2 separate regions of the Homo sapiens genome follow, and region 1 is linked to region 2. The links are chromatin contacts, found by Hi-C or POLR2A ChIA-PET in ENCODE. All regions are on one chromosome and are shown on one strand. The core of a region is the stretch at or near the end of the contact, and the rest is flanking DNA. Distances in the headings are between cores, read along the strand shown.

Region 1 (5,096 bases), core at 1,328-3,827, 550 kb after region 2:
GGGAGTATTTGGAGTGGCCTTCTGCCTGGCTTTCCCGCATCTACTCTGGCTACTCTTCTGTCTGTTCTCTACTTTGAGCAAGAGTCATCTTTTAAAAACTCAAATTTGATCTTATCTCTCTTGCTGTCTTTTTTTTTTTTTTTTTTTTAAAGAGACGGAGTCTCACTCTGTCGCCCAGGCTGGAGTGCAGTGGCACAATTTCGGCTCACTGCAAGCTCCGCCTCCCGGGTTCATGCCATTCTCCTGCCTCAGCCTCCCTGAGGCTGAGATTACAGGTGCCAGCCACCACACCCGGCTAATTCTTGTATTTTTAGTAGAGACGGGGTTTTACCGTGTTAGCCAGGATGGTCTCGATCTCCTGACCTCATGATCCGCCCACCTCAGCCTCCCAAAGTGCTGGGATTACAGGCGTGAGCCACCGCGCCTGGCCTGATCTTATCTCTCTTTTTTGCTTAAAACTCTTCAATGCCTTCCCATTGTCTTTAGGATAAAAGTCAAAATCTGGGACATTGCTTGTAAGACTTGATGTGATCGAGTGTTTGCTTGCCTTTGCAGCTACTGTCCCCTTGCTTACACTGCTTCAGCCTTATGGACCTTCTTTTTGTTCTAATTGTCTATCTTCTTTCCTACCTCAGGCTTTCATGCCTTTCTCTTGCCTGTAGAGTTCTTTGCTTGTCTCTTCACACAGTTAACCTATCTTCTAGGTCTTCTTTAAACATTTTTATTGTGAGATAAACTTTCTCTGATCTCCTAGACTAGGTTAGTGTTCCCTTTCATAGGTGTTTTTCTGACTCTGTACATGTTCACAGCTCTCACCACACCTTTGATTATTTGTGTTCTGATAGGCTTCAAATAACTTTCATGAGGGTTGGGACAGTCTTGTCATGTTTATCATTTTATCTCCACACCTACCTTAATACATTGCCATGTATAATTCATAGCTTCACCCTGAACCTTCCTGTCTTTCTTCTTACAGCAGCCCATAACGGTACGTGAAGGCCAAACCATCTGTGTGCGTTTCTGGCGATGCAGCAATTCCAAGAAGGTGTGGTATGAGTGGGCTGTGACAGCACCAGTCTGTTCTGCTATTCATAACCCCACAGGCCGCTCATATACCATTGGCCTCTAGCCCTGCGTGCCAAGTGTCCAGAGCCTTGGAAGCAGCTTCAGGTTCTGCTCCTGTAGTACAGAAGGTGCAGTACATCTATGGGCTGTGATTCCCCTTGCCCATCAGAGAGGAGCATTTCAATCTGCTTTCCTGCCTTACATCAAGGTGGGCAAGGGATTATAATTAATTGCAGGGCTCAAGCCACCAATCTATGAAGACCTCAGGCCAGGGGGTGAGGAATTAGTGCTGGATTTGAAGCTACGCACTCAGCCTCAAGAACTCCCTGGAATATCCCTGAGAACATGGGGTTTGAACGGATTTTCAGCCTTTTTCTGTTCTTGTTTTGATGGTTTTGTGTAAGAGGAAATACAAATAAAGTTATAGCCCTTTACTGCACGACCATGCTGCCCCCTGCCACTATTTTCCCACACCTCACTTAGACCCAGGCATGTTCAGATCTGTCCTCTTAGCCTATCCAAGACCCAAAGGGGCCTAGTTGTATTCCCTACTTAGGAAGCTGAGCAATGACTATTGTAGTCCTGGATATAGGCCTTTCTGACCAGCTACAGTGAGCTCTTGTCCATTAGAACCTACAGTTAGGCTTTTCTCTGGGGAGGAGGCATAGAGTTTGCCACCTTGGAAAAAGATGGAATAGTGAGTGAAGCCAGTTTCTCTTCTGTATTCTTGAGCTACTGCACGGGCAACTGGTTACCTCTCCTTTGTTACCTCTTGGGAAGACTGGAATCCATCCAGGAATCTCCAGCAAGAAGCTACCTGTTTTTTTTGAATAAAACCACAGGGTTACAGTTTGAAGTCCTAAGAGATCATCTAGTCCAATTTTCCATTTTACAGAGGGGGAGTTTGAAATGGGTACAATGATGTGATATTAGTATCCAAGTCAGAATTGGAAGTCAGGTCCTCCGACTCTGGCTCTCCCCATGTTATAACCAGCTACATTTTTGGTAGCTACAGTAGACCACAGAAGTGTCTAGGGGCTCCTGGAGGCCCCTGGAAAGTGAGGGTGGACATCAGTTCCTTCTTTCCGGTTAGAGGACTCAGTACTGCTACATCCAAGGAGTCACCTGAGAAACTTTCAAATTTACCCTTGCAGTGGGAAATGTGGGGGTACTGATTTGAACGGAAGTTATGACCTGTGGGAGCAGGCCATGACGATAGGGCAGAGTGTGGGCCAAGACAAGTCTGTGGCAAGATCTGCTTTTCCCTGGTCCCAAGCACCGAGGTCAGGAGAGGTGGTCGGGAAGGTTGTTTAGGTAGCCGGCTCAGAACGGGGATTTCGAGTTCAGCATCCCCGGACGTTAAACAAACGCCGCTGTTCTCTACAAAGCTTAACCTTAACGACCGACGTGACTCCTTCAGCAAATCCGAGTAGGGACGGCCAAGGATGTAAATTGTGCCTCCTCGTTGGCTCCGCCCATCGCACTGGTCTAGTCTACGCGAGCACCAGGAGTGGGGTTGGTGGCTTCTTCACTCCCGTTTTCAGTCCCGTTTTCCCCGCCCTCCGCAAGTCATTTAACCAATGAGAGAGTGATGGGCGGCTACCAAAGGACGCTTCCATTTTCTGGAGTCTCTGAGGTTAGCCAATCAATGGGAACTCGGTGGTTGCTAAGACGCATTTGAGTTTGCTCCACCCATACTTAGGACTTTAGCCAATGAGAACCTGTACTTTGGACGGTTGCCGCGAAACCAGTGAGGTTATTTCCAAAGCCGGGGAGTCTTGGCGCATGCGCAGATTGGGGAAGGTTCTGGAAGACGGCAGAGCTGCCGCCATTTTGCGGGAAGAGGAGGCTCTGTACCTGCAGTGCTGCTTTTCTTGCCTAGACTCTAGGAACTATCCGAGCTCCACTCCCCACAACATACTCAAAGGAACGGAGAGAACCGGGACCCCCCTGCGGGGACCCGGAACTGGTGAGAAACCCCAAAACCCGGTCCCCACCAGACGTCACCAATGCGTGACGTTGCTGCACGGCGCCTCCCCCCTGACGTCACGGGCAGAAAATGGCGTCACGAAGAGATTCAGGCGAACTTTTAACATTAAAAAAACCTTTGTTTGTTTTGACCTGGAAGTGTTAGCTACTTAAATGTAGCCCACTGCCACGATTTTAGAGTTGGGCACCCTCGTGGCTGTATCTTGCACCGATAAAGATGCGGTTTCTAGAATCCTGTGATTTTTCTTTCCGGGTCTCTGCAGCCGTGACACTTAGGGTCGCCCACACTGGAGAGGGAGCATCGACCCTCCGCGGCCTGAGAGGACACGCATCATCAGTTTCAGCCACTCGCACCACCATTCAGAGAGAGAGAAGGGAATTGAGCTTTCTTCCTCAATCTCTAGTCTGTCGAAGATTCATGTTCACTATGTTGACCTTTATGGGCTTTTCCCATTTAACTTTTTCAAGCACTCATTCCAGTAGGCGTATTATGATGCCACATATGAAGATTGAGCCCTGGGACACTGGCTCCCGCAGAGATTGTGCCAGTTGGTTGCCTATAGGACCTCTTTTTTTTTATTTTTTTAAGGCGGAGTGTCGCTTTGTCACCCAGGCTGGAGTGGAGTGGCGCGATCTCGGCTCACTGCATCCTGTCTCCCGGGTTCTAGCGATTCCCCTGCCTCAGCCTCCCGAGTAGCTGGGATTACAGGCGCCTGCCACAACGCCCGGCTAATTTTTGTATTTTTAATAGAGATGGGGTTTTGCCATGTTAGCCAGGCTGACCTCGAACTCCTGACCTCAGGTGATCCACCCGCCTCGGCCTCCCAAAGTGCTGGGATTACAGGCGTGAGCCACCGCGCCCGGCCTATAGGACCATTTTTTAAAGCTACACAACATGGGGAGGGTGGTCCTTCAAGTAGCTTTTATCGTTCTCATTGTTCCTCTTTTGTTAAGCTGCCTTCAGTTTGTAGGTGTTTGTGCCCAGCTAAGTGATCAGACCCTGGGGATGGCGCTACCATCACCCCTGGGGCTCCAGCTTTTCGTGAATTCTTCCCGAATTGGTCTGACAGTGGTTCTCTCTGCTCCTTTAGCAGTGGGGTCTATCTGTTGGCTTGTGCTATGACGAGGTCTAGGAACTGACGTGATTGTGGGTCTCTAATACTGTTTTTGGAGCAGGATGGAAGAAAACATACTCTATGTGGATGAGATTGAGTGGACCTTGACCCATAAGTTGGGACATGAAGAGAGCGTTTGAAAACTACCAACCTGGGCCGGGTGCAGTGGCTCACGCCTGTAATCCCAGCACTTTGGGTGGCCGAGGCGGGCGGATCACGAGGTCAGGAGATCGCGACCATCCTGGCTAACACGGCGAAACCCCGTCTCTACTAAAAATACAAAAAAAAAACAAAAAAGAAGAAAAAAGAAAAAACTACCAGCCTGAAAATGCATAGTGTTTGCTACCTTATTGCTTTTAGCACATCTAGAAAGACACTAAACCCAGTGAGATTGCAAGTTTCAAAATATTGTGTTGTATATGGCTTTGCTTAAACGGATATATTTGTTTCTGAGTGAAAACTTTTTACGTAGAGGTTTATTTGTAGAGGCTTGTAAACTTAAGTGTAAGTTTTAGTGTGTGTGTTAAGTTGTTCTTACCCCGCATTAGCACTCAACAATGAGCAGTTCTTGAAATCAAGCATTTCATTTGGAGGGGAAAAAGCAGATTGTAAAAAATAGTTCATAACAGAAAATTTGTGTAGACTTGGCAGCAAAAATGACTGAAACAGCTTGAGTATAAAAAACTTTTCTTTTTAGGCCGGGCTCGGTGGCTCATGTCTGTAATCCCAGCCCTTTGGGAGGACCAGGCAGGCGGATCACCTGAGGTCAGGAGTTCGAGACCAGCCTGACCAATGTGGAGAAACCCCGTCTCTGCTAAAAATACAACATTAGCCAGGTGTGGTGGTGCCTGCCTGTAATCCCAGCTACTTGGGAGACTGAGACAGGAGAATTGCTTGAACCTGGGAGGTGGAGGTCGCAGTGAGCCG
Region 2 (4,992 bases), core at 401-2,900:
TTACTCCTTTCCCTTATCACCATACTTTCAGGCCTTTGTGCCTTTGCACATGTTCCTTCTTTCTGTCCCTCCCATTTATTCCTCAAAATCCTATCACCTCCTCTGGGAAGCCTGTCCTGAATCCCTCTGCTCTTCTGGCAGTTAATTAATCCCTCTCTTTGGCTGGAGACTCATAACTCTGTAATGTGACTGCTACTATTAATACTTACATCTATTGCTTTGCTTTGTCTTCCCTCTAGACTTCAGCACAGAAACTGGATCATATTTATGTTTGAAGCTCGAGCACTTAGGATATATAAGACACAATAAACATACAATGAAAGAACTACTGAGAACATTAAGTCAGGGGATGCTTACTGTTTGAGTACATCTTACCTTTTCTGTAGGATAGGCACCAGCTTGAACTTTTTGTGTCAGTGATTTCACTTGTGCAGTTACAGCCATCACCTGAAATTAGCCCAAATAAAACAAGTGATTAGATTATATCAAATTATGTCTGCAAACTGTGAAGAGCAAAAGCTAAACAATGCCACCTAAAAATTATCTGAAACACTGTCTAAAGTATAGTACTATCTTCTCACTTCTCGGAAAGCATAGGAGAGATGGTTCTTCAAAAAGTTTAAAAAAAAAAAAACTTTCCACTTCTTAAAGAAGAGACCATCTTTTACTGAACCACAGGGAGGAGAAAAGGACTGAGAGAGTAGTGACTGAAGCACTGTAATTTTGTTTGTACTAGTTGAACTTACAATGCATAGAACTACATAACTCCCCGACTTATGACTTAATTTCCACTTTACGAGGGTGTAAAAGAAATATGCATTCGGTAGAAACCGTCCTTTTCTCGTGATGCTGGGCAGCGGCATCAAGCCTAAATTTCGACTTATGAGGTTTTCGAATTACAATGGGTTTATCAGGCCATAACCTCCATCGTTAAGTCGAGAAGCATCTGTATATAAGTGTGTATTACCTGGGCACCCAAAGGGCAAGTCATGTTACCATTCCAAGCACTGGTTTCCTTAGCTATATGAATAAAGGAAAACTATTCATATAATTTCTTTTTGGAGTTTCTTGTATTCCCTTGGGTGCAGAATCAATTACTTAGAATTCTGGCGTGAAAAGGTTTTGATTACATCATTTTACTCTAAGGTTTTTGGAAGCATTCACGTATCTCAATCACCAAAGTTTTGAGGTGAAGTACACAAACTCAAAGCCAATCCGTGACTAATTTATTCCAGAGGCGACACTACTCACTTGCTCCTGGAGATTTTTCAGAAGTGTCACGGCACTTGGCAGGTCGGACTCCAGCACCCCCTACAGAAGGGAGAGGAGGCGTAAAGAAAAGTCATTCTTTCCTCAGGATTATAGGAAAGTGGAACGTCTAGGGTGGGAAACTGCCCTCTCTCCGTCAGACACCCAGACTCGGGGCCTTCACACTCGGGTTCACAGACTCGCCTTAAAGCCAGCCCCTTGGGTTACCGGACAGGAACGGTAACTCTAGGGAGGCCGCCTCCCTGAAGCAACTTTCATCACCACCCTTCCCTGGTACCAACAGTTTGCCTCCAGCCGCTGAAGGCAAAGGACAACTCCACAATAGCTACGCGAGGAAGAAACCACACCAAACTCACCAGCGCCGCCATCTTCGCAAAGCCCACCCCTTCCGGTGTCGTACTTCCTGAGCGCTAAGGGCGACTTGATAGATTTGATAGACAACTGCCGCTTGCAAATCTAAGCCAATACGAATAAGGGCTTTCTCACTTCCGCCCCCAACAGGATAAACGAGAGGAGGAGTCTGATCTGGCCAATGGAATAAAGGAACTGGCTAAATTCGTCAGACTCAGAAAGAGTCGTCAGGACGAAAAAAAGCACTTGGCAAAGAGCGTGTGATTGGTAGACTGAGTAAAATGATTGACGGCAAGCCAATAAGAGACAGTCAAATAATTGATTGACAGTTGGAAGGACCAATAGAAAAAAGGAATTAGCAGAGCGAACTTAGCGCGTATTGGCTCCCGTCTGCCGCAGCACCCAGAGTCTTTTTTCACGGCACTTTTCTTGTAGTGCGTGAACCGGCCGCTAGGTGATGGGCCTTGGCTTGGCTTTGCGGTGTCGACATTGCAGAGCCGCCATTGCTGGCTGCTCATCCAACGGCCACCGCGCCAAATGCCTTACAGACCCGGTGGCCCTGGAATCGATTCTGTAACACTACTCCTTGTGTGACCGTGGACAAGTCACTCGGTCTCTGAGCCTTCTTCATCTGTAAATAAGAGAGCGAGGCTAGAGAAGCCCAGAGCCAGAGTTTAGAAACCGAGTGCGAGGACACCTGCCCTCTTGGTGTGCACTGTGGAGCGCTGAGAAACGGCTCCAATAACGCCCCGACACTCTTCGCTCCTACCAGTTTGGGGACATGAAAAGAATACGTTTTACAAATTGGGGAACGGTTCATATTTACATGACTTACCGCGGTCACACAGGTCTTCAGCAGAACTTGGTTCAAACTCTGGCAGTGCATGTTTCAGTATAACCTGCCTCATCATTACCCAGTGCTTTCAGATGTGTTCTCTCACTCTGGTTTTTCACAAGCTGGTGAAGTAGGTTGGACGGATACTCATTGTTCCCATCCCATGCCTTAGGAAATAAAGCACCGAAAGGGTGAATGATAGTGTATAATTTTTTGTTCACAACTCGTCCAACAGAGCTGGGTCTAGAAATCAGATCTTACCGACTTGAAGCTGTCTTTTGGAATTAAGAATAACACCTGTATCTGGGCAGGTGAGGTAAGGAAATCCTGGTATCTAGATCTTGCTGGATTCAAGAAGGCAGGAGGGTGTTCAGTCCCCACTCCTCTAACATTTAATTTGCTGCTTCAGGCCCACTGTGGAAGCTCAGGATGCTGTTGCAGCATACTTAGTCAATTATCCAGTAGCTTTTGTAATGTTTTATCAAGATTTGTATTATGAAAAGTTTCTATTTCTACATAAATTTTCGGACCTGTCTAATTAGATCAGCAATAAACTTTTCCTTTTCGGGGAATTTGAAATTTAGTTTGTTCATATGCTTTATGATAGCAATGAGAAAACAAATTGCACTGCCATATTTTGGGTTTTTTTGAGACCGAGTCTCGCTCTGTTGCCCAAGCTGGAGTGCAGTGGCGCGATCTCGGCTCACTGCAACCTCCGCCTCCCGGGTTCAAGCGATTCTCCTGTCTCGCCCTCCCGAGTAGCTGGGACTACAGGCACTTGCCACCACGCCCGGCTGATTTTTTTTTTTTTTTTTTTTTTTTTAGTAGAGACAGGGTTTCACCATGTTAGCTAGGATGGTCTCGATCTCCTGACCTCATGATCCACCCGCCTCAGCCTCCCAAAGTGCTGGGATTACAGGCGTAAGCCACCGCGCCCGGCCTTTTTTTTTTTTTTTTTTTTTGAGCGGAGTCTCATACTGTTGCCCAAGCTGGAGTGCAGTGCCGCGATCTTGGCTCACTGCAACCTCTGCCTCCCTGTTCAAGCGATTCTCCTGCCTCAGCCTCCTGAGTAGCTGGGATTACAGGCACCCGCCACCATATCCAGCTCATTTTTTGTATTTTTAGTAGAGACGGGGTTTCTACTAAACCATGGTTGGCCAGGCTGGTCTCAAACTCCTGACCTCACTATCCACCTGCCTCGGCCTCCCAAAGTGCTGGGATTACAGGCATGAGCCACTGCTCCCGGCCTTGATTATTAAAATAATTGTCCACCAGGAACGGTGACTTGAACCTGTAGTCCCAGCTACTCTGGAGGCTGAGGCAGGAGAATCACTTGAGCCCATGTCAAGGCAGCAGTGAGCCATGATCGTGCCACTGCACTCCAGCCTGGGTGACGGAGCAAGACCCTATCTCTAAAAAAAAGGTGAAAGAGGGAGACCCCATCTCTAAAAAAATAAAATACTTGTCAACTATAGGGGCAGAAAAGTGTGATACCTTTCCTCACCCATCATAAGGGTCATAGAAGACACTCCTATAACAAAAGAAGTTAACAAGAAAAAAGTTTGATGAATTTATTGAAAGTTTTACATGACACGGGAGCCTTCAGAAATGAAGATTCCATTTTTATGGTTAGGTTTGATGAAGAATGGACAGCGTGTAGAAATGTGATAGGACAAAAAGAGTATGATCTGACAGAACTAGACTGAGGGGGGAATCCCAGCAAGGCCTGTCTGTTCAGATTTTTCTTAGCCTCTCTAGATAGCAATCCTTTGGGGTATAGGGAATGCGAAAGGAAAATAACTTGGGACCCCAGTTCACTATGCCAAAAGAAAAAAATTAAGCTCAACGGAGTCATGCAAGCAACTGCCTTTGCTATTGTTCCTAAGCGGATAGCTACAGATAAAATGTTAAATATCTCTACAAGTATTTACTGTGTGTTCACCTTATCTTGTGTGCCGATTTACTGAGCCTGAGACAAATACCAATTGACTATTCCCCTACCTGCTCCTTTTCTCTTGCAACATGTGGATTAATGTACCCTCCCTCTTTCTCCTCCAGCCTACTTTTCCCCTTTTAATAGTGAAGCCCTGAAAGTCATCTTTGGAGAAAGGCACAAGCCTCACTCCCAGACACGTCCTTAATCTTGGCAAAATAAACTGCTAAATTGATTGAGACCTGTTTCAGATACTTTCTGGTTTACAGGGAGGACCCCTCCAAAATGAGGATTTATGACTGACCATCAAATGAGGAAGTCAGAGAATATTTTTTACGGCTAGCTCCTAGCAGAAAGGTGAGAGAAATTTAGAGTAAAATTTTTAGGTTTTATGGCTGGTTTGGGGGACAGAGCTTCCAGTTTTTTTGTTGTTTTGTTTTTGTTTTTGTTTTTTTTGAGACGGAGTCTCGCTCTGTCACCCAGGGTGGAGTGCAGTGGCGCGATCTCAGCTCACTGTAACCTCTGCCTCCTGGGTTCAAGCGATTCTTCTGCCTCAGCCTCCCAAGTAGCTGGGATTACAGGCATATGCCACCACGCCCAGCTA

Evidence for each region. Hi-C counts contacts between places; a loop is a spot of excess contacts on that map. ChIA-PET counts read pairs that join two places held with the same protein, here RNA polymerase II (POLR2A). Pooled maps may share reads with other maps.
Region 1: a map of CD8-positive, alpha-beta T cell shows a loop between it and region 2 (26-fold over the local background). The contact joins the promoter of PRMT5-AS1 here to the promoter of NGDN in region 2. A Hi-C loop is called at or near these places in 3 of 168 maps with a recorded cell type or tissue (CD8-positive, alpha-beta T cell, ascending aorta and naive thymus-derived CD4-positive, alpha-beta T cell), 5 of 37 single-sample maps with no recorded cell type and 12 of 50 pooled maps. POLR2A ChIA-PET finds 5 or more read pairs at or near these places in 2 of 52 experiments (OCI-LY7 and activated T-cell).

What each region holds. Positions count from the first base shown.
Region 1 is chr14:22,916,937-22,922,032 of GRCh38, reverse strand. It overlaps PRMT5-AS1 (PRMT5 antisense RNA 1), which reads right to left and starts at 2,577. Exons shown (of 2, transcript NR_120600.1): 1 at 913-2,577. It overlaps RBM23 (RNA binding motif protein 23), which reads left to right and starts at 2,884. Exons shown (of 14, transcript NM_001077351.2): 1 at 2,884-3,034. PRMT5 (protein arginine methyltransferase 5) reads left to right here. Exons shown (of 17, transcript NM_006109.5): 17 at 977-1,504. The coding sequence ends at 1,129. RefSeq lists a silencer at 2,510-2,809 and enhancers at 3,070-3,139, 3,230-3,339, 3,410-3,579, 4,068-4,832.
Region 2 is chr14:23,466,361-23,471,352 of GRCh38, reverse strand. It overlaps NGDN (neuroguidin), which reads right to left and starts at 1,650. Exons shown (of 11, transcript NM_001042635.2): 1 at 1,626-1,650; 2 at 1,252-1,311; 3 at 376-447. The coding sequence starts at 1,637. RefSeq lists an enhancer at 947-1,887 and a silencer at 1,974-2,023.